2 separate regions of the Homo sapiens genome follow, and region 1 is linked to region 2. The links are chromatin contacts, found by Hi-C in ENCODE. All regions are on one chromosome and are shown on one strand. Each heading gives the region's core, a stretch centred on a gene start or an enhancer-like site at or near the end of the contact. The rest is flanking DNA. Distances are from core to core; before and after follow the strand shown. Region 1 holds the start of TEX9 (testis expressed 9). Region 2 overlaps RAB27A (RAB27A, member RAS oncogene family).

Region 1 (5,896 bases), core at 71-2,570, 1.1 Mb before region 2:
TACAAACTGCCAACTATTTCCAAATTTTAATCTAGTTATTTTATATTAAAACGGAAGGGAGTTGTTAAAAGGCACTTTTTTATAAGGGTATGTATGATGGCAAATAAAACAGACATCGCCTCTGCCCTTGGAACTTACAGTCCAGTGGAGACAGACAAAAAGGAAATTCACAAATGAATTTATTGTAACAAATTATGCTAATTAGAAAGAAAAATCACTGAGACAATGAAAAAGACCAACAAGGGAGCCTACTTAGCATGGTCAAGGAAGGCCACTCACATTACAGGTTGAAGGCGTGTGTGACTGTCTCTTTCCTGAGATAGAAAGAAAACCTGGAAGAGTTTTTGGAACTAAAAGGCCAGTGAAGCTGGAGAGTTTTAGGGGGAAAAGGGGAAGAGGGAATAAGATCAAATAGAGGAGGCAGGAGGAGCCACATCGATCAGAGCTTTTGAAATGCAACAGGAAACTACTGTAGAATTTTAAGCAAAGGCATGGTAGATCAAATTAAAAGATTACACTGGCTGCTGTGTGAAAACTTGGGGATGAGGAGTAGAATGGGCCAAGAATGAAAGCACCGTTGTCAGGATAGTTGTAATTACACTGAGAACAGATAAGAAAAGGAATATTTGAACGAGAATGGTAATTCTGATTGCAGTGGGAAGCATCCTTTCAATTTAGAAACCAACCTAAAGGAAATTTACACAAGGTAAACTCTATGAACTTGATATTAAGCGAAATAACCTAAACTATCAAGTGAACTAACTATTCGTGGCAATTCCTGCTACCCAAATAACTTCCAACAGTATCTTGCTGTTTACTTGGGCTACGTTTTAAATTAAACAACATGCTTACTTGGGCTAAATTTTCGCCCACTTCAAATATCTTCTAATACGCAGGCGAACTACTCAGATCAAAGACAAAGAAAGGATAAACGGCAGGTGAACGAGATGACGAGAAGGGAATGCTGCAGAGTGAGTGGTCCCGAAGATCCAGCCAGTCTCCAGAAAAAAGTACTTGTAAGCAGCCTCATTCAGATGAAAGAAAGAAGGAAAAGTTCAACCGCCGAATTTCTTACTTATATTCTTCCTCCAAGGCGAGGAGGTCGGGTCCAGGTGTAGAGGGTTGCTGAACGGGTGGCGGGAACGGAGTCCCTGGAACGCTGCTTCTCTGTAAAAGAGCCACAGACTTTCAGACCCGAAGTTAAAGGAAGTTAGGCGTCCTAGTCGCCGGAACCCAGACGCTCCCCAGGAGCCTGGAGTTGAACTGACCGTGAGACACAGACTTCGCCCCGCCATCTTCGGCGACTGCGACGCGGTTACCGAGGCAACGACGCATCTTCCCGCGAGAGTTTCCACATCCCGGTTGCCTCCCGCCCGGGCGCCTACGCCTTCCCACTCTCAGGTTCTGTGCTGCGAGCGGCGCGAGCCTCTGGCAGCGGGCTCGGCCTTTGCTCGCAGCACTCGGCGCTGTCCCAGGAACCCAGGAAGGCTTCCTAACTGCAAATTCGACTTAGTTAGTGCAAATTCTCAACTTGTGGGGGTTGAAAGAGTTTCAGCCAAAACAGGCAGGTCCTTTGCCGCTACTCTATAGAAAGCAAGCTGGTGAGGCAATCCCTCCCTGTTGTGCTTTTCAAACCGTTAGTGGCTAATCCGACCTTCACCCCGTTTGCTTAAAGTGAGCTCTTCAGTGGAATTCAGAAGTTTTGATTTCTAATTTTTGTTTACAGCATGCATGGCTAAGACTCAGGCTCTCAAGTTAGTCAACCTAAATTATTATCCTGGCACTGCCACTTACCAGTTATATGGCCTTGGGCAAATCACTCTGTATATCGGCCACTTCATTTGTCAAATGGAAGTGAGAATAGTGCCCACTTCACAGTTATTATGAGAAGCAAATGAATTCGTGCTTAGGATCATGCCTGAAACACGTAAGCGGTTAACAATTTCAATTGTTTTGGAATAAAATTGACATCCAAAAATAAACCGTGATATGATGTATGGTCATCTGATCTTTAGAAAGGGTGCAAGACCATTCAATGGGAAAATAATTGTCTTCAACAGATGGGGAGACAACTGGATATCCAAATGCAATTAGACCCTTAACTTCACACCATATACAAAAATTAAAATGTATCAAAGACCTAAACTTAGGAGCTAAAACTCTAAAGCTCTTCAAAGAAACTGTTGGTGTAAATCTTTATGACCTTGAATTACAATTCTGAGAATCCTTGATGGATTCTTAGATATGACACCAAAAGCAGTAGCAAAAAAAAAAAAAAAGAAAAGAAAAAAGAGGCTGGGCACAGAGGCTCATGCCTGTAATCCAAGCACTTTGGGAGGCCAAGGCGGGTGGATCACCTGAGGTTGGGAGTTCAAGACCAGCCTGACCAATATGGAGAAACCCCGCCACTCCTAAAAAAAAAAAATTAGCCGGGTGTGGTGGCTCATGCCTGTAATCCCAGCTACTGGGGAGGCTGAAGCAGGAGAATCGCTTGAACCTGGGAGGCAGAGGTTGCGGTGAGCTGAGATTGCACCATTGCGCTCCAACCTGGTCAACAAGAGCGAAATTCCATCTCAAGAAAAAAACAAAAAAAAGGAAAAAAAAATAGATAAACTAGACATTATCAAAACTAAAAACCTTTAGTTTCAAAAGATACCATAAATAAAGTAACAAGACCACAGGAAGAGGGGAAATTCTTGCAAATTATATATCTGATAAATAACTTGTGTCTGGACTATATAAAGAAGTATTAAAATTCAAAAATAGGTAGGTGCAGTGGCTCATGCCTGTAATATGAGCACTTTGGAGGCTAAGTCAGGAGGATCACTTGAGCCCAGGAGTTCCAGACCAGCCAAGGCAACACAGCAAGACTCCATCTCTACAAAAAAAAAAAAAGGAAATAGATAAATAAAAATTAGCTGGGTCCAGTGGTACATGCCTGTAGTCCCAACTACTAGGAGACTGAGGTGGGAGGATCACTTGAGCCAGGGAGATCAAGGCTGCAAAGAGCCATGGTCACACCACTGCACTCTAGCCTGGGTCACAGAGTGAGACCCTGTCTCAAAAAAAAAAAGAAAAACAATTTAAAAAAATTTTTAAAAAAGACAACCCAAGTTAAAAATGGGCAAAGAAATAGGGATTTCTCCAAAGAACATATACAAGTAGGCAAAAAGCACATGAAAAGATGCTCAGTATTGTCCTCAGGGAAATGAAAATTAAAACCAAAATGAAATGCCACTTGACACCCACTAGAATGGCGATAATCAAAAGGATGGATAGCCAGGCGCGGTGGCTCACACCTGTAATCCCAGCACTTTGGGATGCTGAGGCGGGCAGATCACCAGAGGTCAAGAGTTTGAGACCAGCCTGGCCAACATGGTGAAATGCTGGGAGATAGAAGTTGCAGTGAGCCGAGATAGCACCACTGCACTCCAGCCTGGGTGACAGAGGGAGACTCCATCTCAAAAAAAAAAAAAAGGATGGACAATAACGTGTAGAGGAGGATGTAGAGAAACTTGAACCCTCATAAACTGTTAGTGGGAATGGGAAAATTGTGCAGCCACTGTGGAAAATGGTCTAGCAATTCCTCAATAGTTTATACACAGAGTTACCAAACAATCCAGCAACCACTGCTAGGTATACACCCAAGGAAAATGAAAACACACCCACATGAAAAGTATATGTACAAATGTTTATGTCAGGATTATTCATAACAGCCAAAATGCAAAACAAACCCATAATGGTCATAAACTGATTAGTAATTAAATAAAAAGTGGTATATTCATACAATGGAATATTATTCAGAAATGAGAAAGAATGAAGTACATGTATACCACAATATGGATGAACCTTGAATATATTATGCTAAGTGAAAGAAGCCATTCACAAAAGACCAAGTATTATCTAATTTCTTTCACAAAAGATCACATACTATAGGATTCTATTTCAATATGACTACATATTGTAGGAAATGTCCGCAATAGGCAAATCCATAGTGACAGAAGTAGATTAGTAGTTGTCTAGGCTTGGCAGATGATGGAGGGTTAGCTAAGGAGTTGCAGGGTTTGGGGGGCGCTAGTGAAAATATTCTAAAATCAATTGTGTTGATGGTGTACAACTCTGTGAATACACTAAAAGCCAATTAATAGTACACTTTATATGGGTAAATATAGATATGTGAAATAAATCACTCAAGCTGTTAAAACATCTTAAAAATAAACTATTTACAACATCGAGGGATAAAGAAAGGAACACTATGCTAGCACTAATCAAAAGGAAGCTGGAGTCGCTATATTAATTTCAAACAAAGATGACATCAGAACAAGGAAAATTATCAGGGACAAAGAGGAGCATTAATGATAGAGGTCAATTCTCCAAGGGGATAGAACAATCCTGGTGTAAATCCTCCTAACAGTAGTGTCAAAATGCATGAGGCAAAAACTGGTAGGACTTGCAAAGAGAAATAGACAAATCCATCATTATATTTGGAGACTTCAATACTACTCCTTCAGTAATTAACAGGTTAAGCAGGCAGAAAATCAGCAAGAGTTGCTCTGGACAGCACCATCAATTAGCTTGATCTAATTGACATTTATAGAATACTCATTTCAATAACAGCAGAATACACATTTTTCTCAAGGTCGCATGGAACATTCACCAAGCTAGAACACATTCTAGCCATAACACACTTTAATAAATTTAAAAGAATATAAATTATATAGTTTAGGGTAGCTGTAATAAAGCACCACCAAGTGAGTGGCTTAAAACAACAGAAATTTATTGTCTCATGGGTCTGGAGGCTAGAAGTCCAAAACCAGGCTAGAAGTATCACCAGGACTATGTTTTGCTTGAAACCTGCAGGGGAGACTCTTTCTTTGCCTCTTTCTAGCTTCTATGGTGGCTGTCACTTCTTGGCATTCCTTGGCTTGCAGCTGCATCACTACAACCTCTCTCTGCCTCTATAATCATGTAGCATTTCCCCTGTGTGTTTCTGCTTTTGCATGGCATTCCTGCTTTTCATGAAGACTCCAGTAATATCGGATGTGGGCCACCCTAATGACCTCATCCTAACGTGATTACATCTGTAAAGACCATATTCACAGGTACTGGGGGTTAGGACTTCAATATATGGTAGGGAGGGGGAGGTGGCACACTTTAACCTATAACCGAAATTATACAAACTATTTTATTGTGGTCCCAGAGCACAATAAAACTAAACTAAAAATCAATAACAAAACAGCTGGACACCCACAAAATATTTGCAAATTAAATTCATACTTCTAAATAATACATGGATCAAGTAAATATCTAGAGGAATTAAAAAAACATTTTGAACTAAATAAAATTTGAAATATAACTTATCAAAACCTGTGGAATGTTATGAAAGCAGTGCTTGGAGTGCTTAGCATTCAATGCATATATTAGAAAAGAAGAAAAATCTAAACTCTGAATGTCTACCTTCAAGGCAGCTAAAGGAAAAATATTAAACTTAAAGCAAAAGAAAAGTAACAATAAACATTAGAACATAAATCAATGGAACTGAAACAGGGAAACAATAGAGAAAATCACAGAAACCACAATCTAGTTAAAATCAATAAACTTATAGCTGTGCTAACCAAGAAAAAGAGAAGATCCAAGTAACCTGTTCTGTGTTATTTTCTGTGATGGTCAGTCAGGTGTGGCCATGAGAGGAAAACAACATTTATTATACTCACAGGTCCTAGAAATAGGACGCATGCCATGCCATACAGGGTTACATGGGGAAGCCTCGGGATAGTCAGGAGGCAGAAAACAGGAGGAAGAGAAAAACCTGGACTAGAGCCTCTATTGGAGTTTCCACAGGAAAAGCAAGGTAGAGTAAACCCATTAGGATTGGCTACTATGAATAATTTCAGAG
Region 2 (6,107 bases), core at 3,501-6,000:
TCAGTCCCCAGATCCAACATGTGGCAGCCAAAGCCATTCTCATGAGACACTTTGACTTTTCTCTGAGAGCCGCATAACTGTTGAAAGCCCCATGTGGTTCTTGTCCCTGCTGTTATGCCAGAAAGCCTGTAATTCAATGTGGTTTTATTTTTTTTTATGGTTTTGTTAACACTTTTGACCCTCTGGAGTATTTATTATAAGGTGCTTTGATTAAGGTGGTCTTACTGAGTATAATTCCACAACAACTAAGTGTTGTCTTATGGAAAGCCTGCTTGCTTTGAGTGGCCTATTCCCACAAAATTCCTCACCCCTTTTTATTTTGGTACAATAAATATGGAAGATATACATATGACAAGGACCAAGGTAGATAGACAGGTGTATGTGACTTGCTCACTAGAGATCTGTTCTTTTTAAACAAGATTTTATTATTTTTTATTGTAATTATTTGTACCTATTTAAAAGAAAGCAGCCTTGAAAATGAACTGCTTTCTCTAACTGCTATTTGAATACCATATTTCAGAACCACTAATCTTGTTTTTTCATAGTTTCATTGGTTAATTCATATAAAGTCTTACCAGCTGCCAGGTCAAAGCATAATAATAAAATTGGTTGCCACGAGACTGAAAAGTCTGTTCATTCTTATTTGCTATAGTTTATCTACCTTGGCCTGATCCCACCACCTGGGAGGCTGGTCAAGTCCTATCAGGGTATGGCTAAATACTAATCTGCTGTGTATTTGTATCGTTAAAAGCAAAGTCAAGGTCTAAATCAGCTAGTTAAACACAATAATATGATACTTTTGTTCTTGCTGTACTAGCCCTAATAAGGGGAGAAATGAAACATACAGAAATAGGTCATGACTTAAATGTTCATTTACAAAACTAAAGAATTTTAAAATATAACCTATGATTGTGGTCAGGATTTCTTTGTTTCTTGCTAAGAAATCATTATGAAAATAGTGATTTTCATAATAAATCGCATCATTTCAAGGAAACAACTCCAAGAATGAGTGAAGAGGTGTAACAGTCCTTGAAAAGATAAGTCATTGTCCTCACAGTCAAATACTGGAGACCTAATGTGGCTTTTCTCATTAGGGACAAGGTCAGCTGTCCCAGGTCCCACGTCTGCCCTAGGCTGTGTATTGAAGTGGGTTGTGTAGTGAAGTGGGTTGTGGTATTTCCTCAGGTGGCGGCTCATTCCTGTGTTCCGGACTTCCTGCTTGAATGTGGAAGAATCAACACAGTCAGGAATCAGTCGGTCGGTTTTTAGTCTCCATATTCCTGATTATTAACTATGTGATATCACACCAGTGTATGTCAGTTGGGGGTGATTTTCTCCCCTGCCCCACCCCACATGGGACATTTAGCAATGCCTGGAGACATTTTTGACTGTCACAGCTGGGGAGTTACTCCTGGCATTTAGTGGGTGGGGGCCAGGGATGCTGCAAAACATTCTCAGTACACAGGAGAGCCCCCAACAAAGGATTATCCTGCCTAAAATGTCAACAGTGCCGACGCTAAGAAACCCTGCATTAGACAACTCATTCAACCTCTTTGGCTTACAGTTTCCCAAGTTACACGTTCTGTCCATCATGTAAAACTAACTAAGCCTAACTACCGCTGTTGTCTTTCTAACCTCTCCCTCACCCCAATTCTAAGTCAGTAAATGTGGGGTAGGGCTCAGGCTGTTTGTTTGTTTATTTATTTATTTATTGTCTCCACACGGGATTCTGATGGGCAGTTGCAGTTGAGACTGAGAACCACTGCCCCCAGGGATCATGCGAAATGGGGTTCTCGTGGAGGTGCCAGGTTGGCCATAGGAGAGGAGTGGACCCTTTGGGAACAGCCTACCAGCAGGAGGAAGTGAGAGGCTGGTCTTCAGTGCCTGTCTATTGTGTGCTTCCACATGAGCGAAAGCCACATGAGCAGGGGACCCCAGAGATCGTGTACCTGAAGGGTTACACAGGGACTTGGGTTCTCAGTCTTTGCACGATAAGCTCGCAGCTGCCAGGAATGTCTACTTCCCAGATTTCCAGCTGACCACCATACCCTGGAAAGGAAATAATAAAACTGGACAGTTTCTTTATTAACACCCTGATTCTAGCTTCACTAGAGCTTCTCTGGGAGGTTGAAAATCTGTAACAAAAAACCTCACCCTGAGTCATCATCCCATTTTGCCACCCAGATAAGGAAACCACATTTGTTACACTTACAGAATTGTGTAATTTAAGAGCTAGTAGGGACCTTGGAAATTGTAGCCCAGGCTCCCCTCCCAGAAATCCAGAGCTGTGCCTCAGGTCACATAGCTAATTGATGGCAGGGATGGTTCCAGAAGCCTGGTCTGATGGTTTCCTGGTGTGTTCTTTTTATGTTCTTATTCTAATACTTCTTGATTGGAACCAGTTGTACTGTGGACAATCCAAAATTCTATGTGTTGTTCAAAAGAAGTGACATCTAGATGGAACTTTGCTAACACCCAGAGTCTCTTCCTTGAACTCCTCTGAAATACATTAGGAGGTGAAACAAGTATATTATGATTTCCCTATGTTAAAGCAGTGCAGAAATATCCAAGTGCCTGCTCTGTGCCAGCTGCTGGTTAAAGGCCTGTACTGCTACTTTTCTGTTCCAATTCTTGCCCCTCCCTGCCATAGCCCATTCTTCACACAAAGCCAGTGATGTCCCAAAAAAGGAACTCACACTCTTGAGGAGCATGAGACAAAATTTTAAAAAATTAAAGGAATTCAATTCATATCCTTCTGCTTAAAATCCCTTAGTTGCTTTCATTGTAATAGGTATAAGATCCAAATATGTACCTGTGGTCTGTAAGGGCCTCTGGTTTCTTTTTTTTTCCTTCTCTTTTCCTTTCCTACCTTCCTTCCTCCCTTCCATTCCCCCTTCCCTTCTCCCTTCCTTCCCTTCCTTTCTCTTCTTCCTTCCCTTCCCTTCTTTCTTGTCTTTGTCACCCAGCTCACTGCAACCTCAACATCCTGGGCTCAAGTGGATCCTCCTGCTTCAGCCTCCTAAGTAACTAGGACCACAGGAGCATGTCACCATGCTGGGCTAATTTTTGTATTTTTAATAGAGATGGGGTTTTACTATGTTGGCCAGGCTGGTCTCGAACTCCTGACCTCAAGTGATCTGCCTGCCTTGGCCTCCCAAAGTGCTGAGATTACAGGCATGAACCACTGTGCCTATCCTGGACTTTATTTTTTAAATGAAACCAGAATGCCAGTTTATTGATATATGAGAAATGGAACTGCTAAGCAGAGTAGATTCCTTTTTTTGAGGACAGTGTATGCTTCCTTTCGGAAGAATAGCCAGGTGAAGCAAATATAAAAGGAGAAGGCTACTTATACTGGCTAAGTATAGACTCAGGACCCAGTGAATTGGAAATCAAAAAGACCCAAGAGCTTTAATGCTGGAGAAAGATTACCATGTTAATGCTTCCTCAAAACTGGCTATACATGAAAATGGCACAGGGAGCTTTTGTTTAAAACATGCTCACAAAAGAGTGTAAATTGATTCAACCATTGTGGAAGACAGTGTGGCGATTCCTCAAGGATCTAGAACTAGAATTACCATTTGACCCAGCAATCCCATTACTGGGTATATGCCCAAAGGATTATAAATCATGCTACTATAGAGACACATGCACACGTATGTTTATTGCAGCACTATTCACAATAGCAAAGACTTGGAACTAACACAAATGTCCATCAATGATAGACTGGATTAAGAAAATGTGGCACATATACACCATGGAATACTATGCAGCCATAAAAAAGGATGAGTTCATGTCCTTTGCAAGGACATGGATGAAGCTGGAAACCATCATTCTCAGCAAACTATCTCAAGGACAGAAAACCAAACACCACATGTTCTGACTCATAGGTGGGAACTGAACAATGAGATCACTTGGATACAGGAAGGGGAACATCACACACCGGGGCCTCTCAGGGGGTGGGGACTGGGGGAGGGATAGCATTAGGAGAAATACCTAATGTAAATTATGAGTTGATGGGTGCAGCAAACCAACATGGCACCTGTATACCTATGTATCAAGCCTGCACATTGTGCACATGTACCCTAGAACTTAAAGTATATATATATATATATATATATAAACCATACCCACAAGAAACAACAACACATTTTTCAGTCTCTCCTTTGGTGATTCTAATTTATTAGGTTTGTGGCTAGGGCTTGGGAATCTATGTTTTATTTTAAATACTGCTCTAGTGATTGTTGGTGGACAACCTGGTTTGGGAACCAGTGTCTAGCTCACCTTTACTCCCAGCCTGAGTAAACTCAGGCTGGAAGAGATCATATGTCTCATGCAGAGTCACACAGCAAGTGAGTGGGAAGATAGAACTCAAATCTCCCTGTCCTCTCTATGCATTGTTCAAACAACATAGTAAGATTCTCAGGGACAGAGGCAGCACAGCCTCGGAAATTGTTGGTTTCTTAGTTTTTTTCTCTATTTACATGAAACTAACCAGTCTAGTGTCAAACAGGAAATATACACAGCATAGTTTTTCTTTTTTTATTGCAAAGTGTCAGATTAGGACCAGTAACATCAGCACCACCTGGGAACATAGAAATGCAGATTTTCAGCCCCACTCCAGACCTACTGAATCTGAAACTCTGGTGGGGCCTAGAGTCTGTGTTTTAAAACCATCTAGGTGACTCTGATGCACCCCGAAGCTTGAGAACCACTGTCTACAAGTACATTTCATGACTCAATCGCTGGTTAAGGCTGCTGACCTCGGCCTTTGTAGTTGATGAGTCATTAACATTGAGGCCTTAACTTTCCTGGCCATCTGCTTTCCTTGGTGATATTTATTCAAAACAGGTGACATTTATTCAAAAACTATTGTTGTAAGTCTTCATTAGAATGCCATACACAAGCGAGGGAATGGACTTTTATTGAGCACCTGCTGTATGTGAGACACTGTGTGTGAGGCTATTACTTATTTCATTTGATTCTCACAACCACCTTGCTAGGTCAGTATTATTATCCCTATTTTACAGATTTGGTATCTGAGGCTAGTAGAAGTTAAATATGATCTTGATGTACAGGCTATTTGCCTAACTGTAGTTGTACATTTTTGCCATCTGTTGTCTCCCTAGAACAGTGGCTTACAAACTTGATTGTGTATAACCAGAAAGCCCCTGGGAAGCTTGATATAAATGCAGATTCCCTAGGCCTCCCTTGCAGAGATCCTAATTCAGAGGCCTGAATGGGACCCAGAATTTTGGATTTTCATCACATATCCTAGGTGATTCTGCTGCCAGTCCTGGATCCATTTTCACCTGCCCTAATTGGTTGACCAGTTGCCCCTCAAGGCTTCTCTGAGGTTCTGTGTTGTCCTGTGTTTTGTGGTCACAGGCCTCGGACACTGGGTGGAGAAGAAATAGAAGAGTATGGGAGGACAGGCCATGGGGGCCTTTATTAAGAGTCTTATCTGCCTGGCTCTTTCTGCTGTCTCTACTGCTTCTTAGAGGGTTCCTAGGCCATATTTTGGCTTTGAGTAACTTGTGATTCTTTCCATTATCTATCCCAAAGTTTGGAACTGTTCTTTTAGCAACTGTGCCCTTTTGTCTGTGGGGTGCATAGATGTGAGCAATTTCCTTCAGGCTGTAATTAATAAATGTGGAGTAGGGAGTTGCTTCAGCTTTTGAGTTCAGAAATGGTATTTCATCCGTTTGGTGATACAAGCCCTTATTTTTCAGGGATAGAATTGACATAATTAGTGAATGACTTGGCTTAGAACTTAGAACTTAGAAATGCAGATTTTTCAGCCCCATGTCAACGTACTGAATTCACTAAATAATTAGAAGACTGGGCCAGGTGCGGTGGCTCACGCCTGTAATCCCAGCACTTTGGGAGGCTGAGGCGGGCAGATCACGAGGTCAGGAGATCGAGACCATCCTGGCTAACATGGTGAAACCCTGTCTCTACTAAAAATACAAAAAATTAGCCAGACGTGGTGGCGGGCGCCTATAGTCCCAGCTACTTGGGAGGCTGAGGCAGGCGAATGGCGTGAACCCAGGAGGTGGAGCTTGCAGTGAGCTGAGATCGTGCCACTGCACTCCAGCCTGGGTGGC

What was found. Hi-C counts contacts between places; a loop is a spot of excess contacts on that map. Pooled maps may share reads with other maps.
Region 1: a loop to region 2 is called in a map with no recorded cell type, with 13 times the contacts of the local background. The contact joins the promoter of TEX9 here to the enhancer-like site in region 2. A Hi-C loop is called at or near these places in 5 of 37 single-sample maps with no recorded cell type and 3 of 50 pooled maps.

Annotation. Positions count from the first base shown.
Region 1 is chr15:56,360,850-56,366,745 of GRCh38, reverse strand. It overlaps TEX9 (testis expressed 9), which reads right to left and starts at 1,320. Exons shown (of 12, transcript NM_001395496.1): 1 at 1,269-1,320; 2 at 1,076-1,167. The coding sequence starts at 1,295. RefSeq lists enhancers at 1,027-1,076, 1,617-1,666, 1,677-1,856.
Region 2 is chr15:55,278,519-55,284,625 of GRCh38, reverse strand. All of the region lies in intron 1 of RAB27A (RAB27A, member RAS oncogene family), which reads left to right. Among named protein-coding and RNA genes, the nearest start is that of RAB27A, 8.2 kb to the left of the region's middle. RefSeq lists an enhancer at 4,641-4,935. Within about 2 kb of position 4,750, at least 15 of the 41 ENCODE cell types and tissues checked have a DNase peak (open chromatin) inside an H3K27ac peak, as active enhancers do.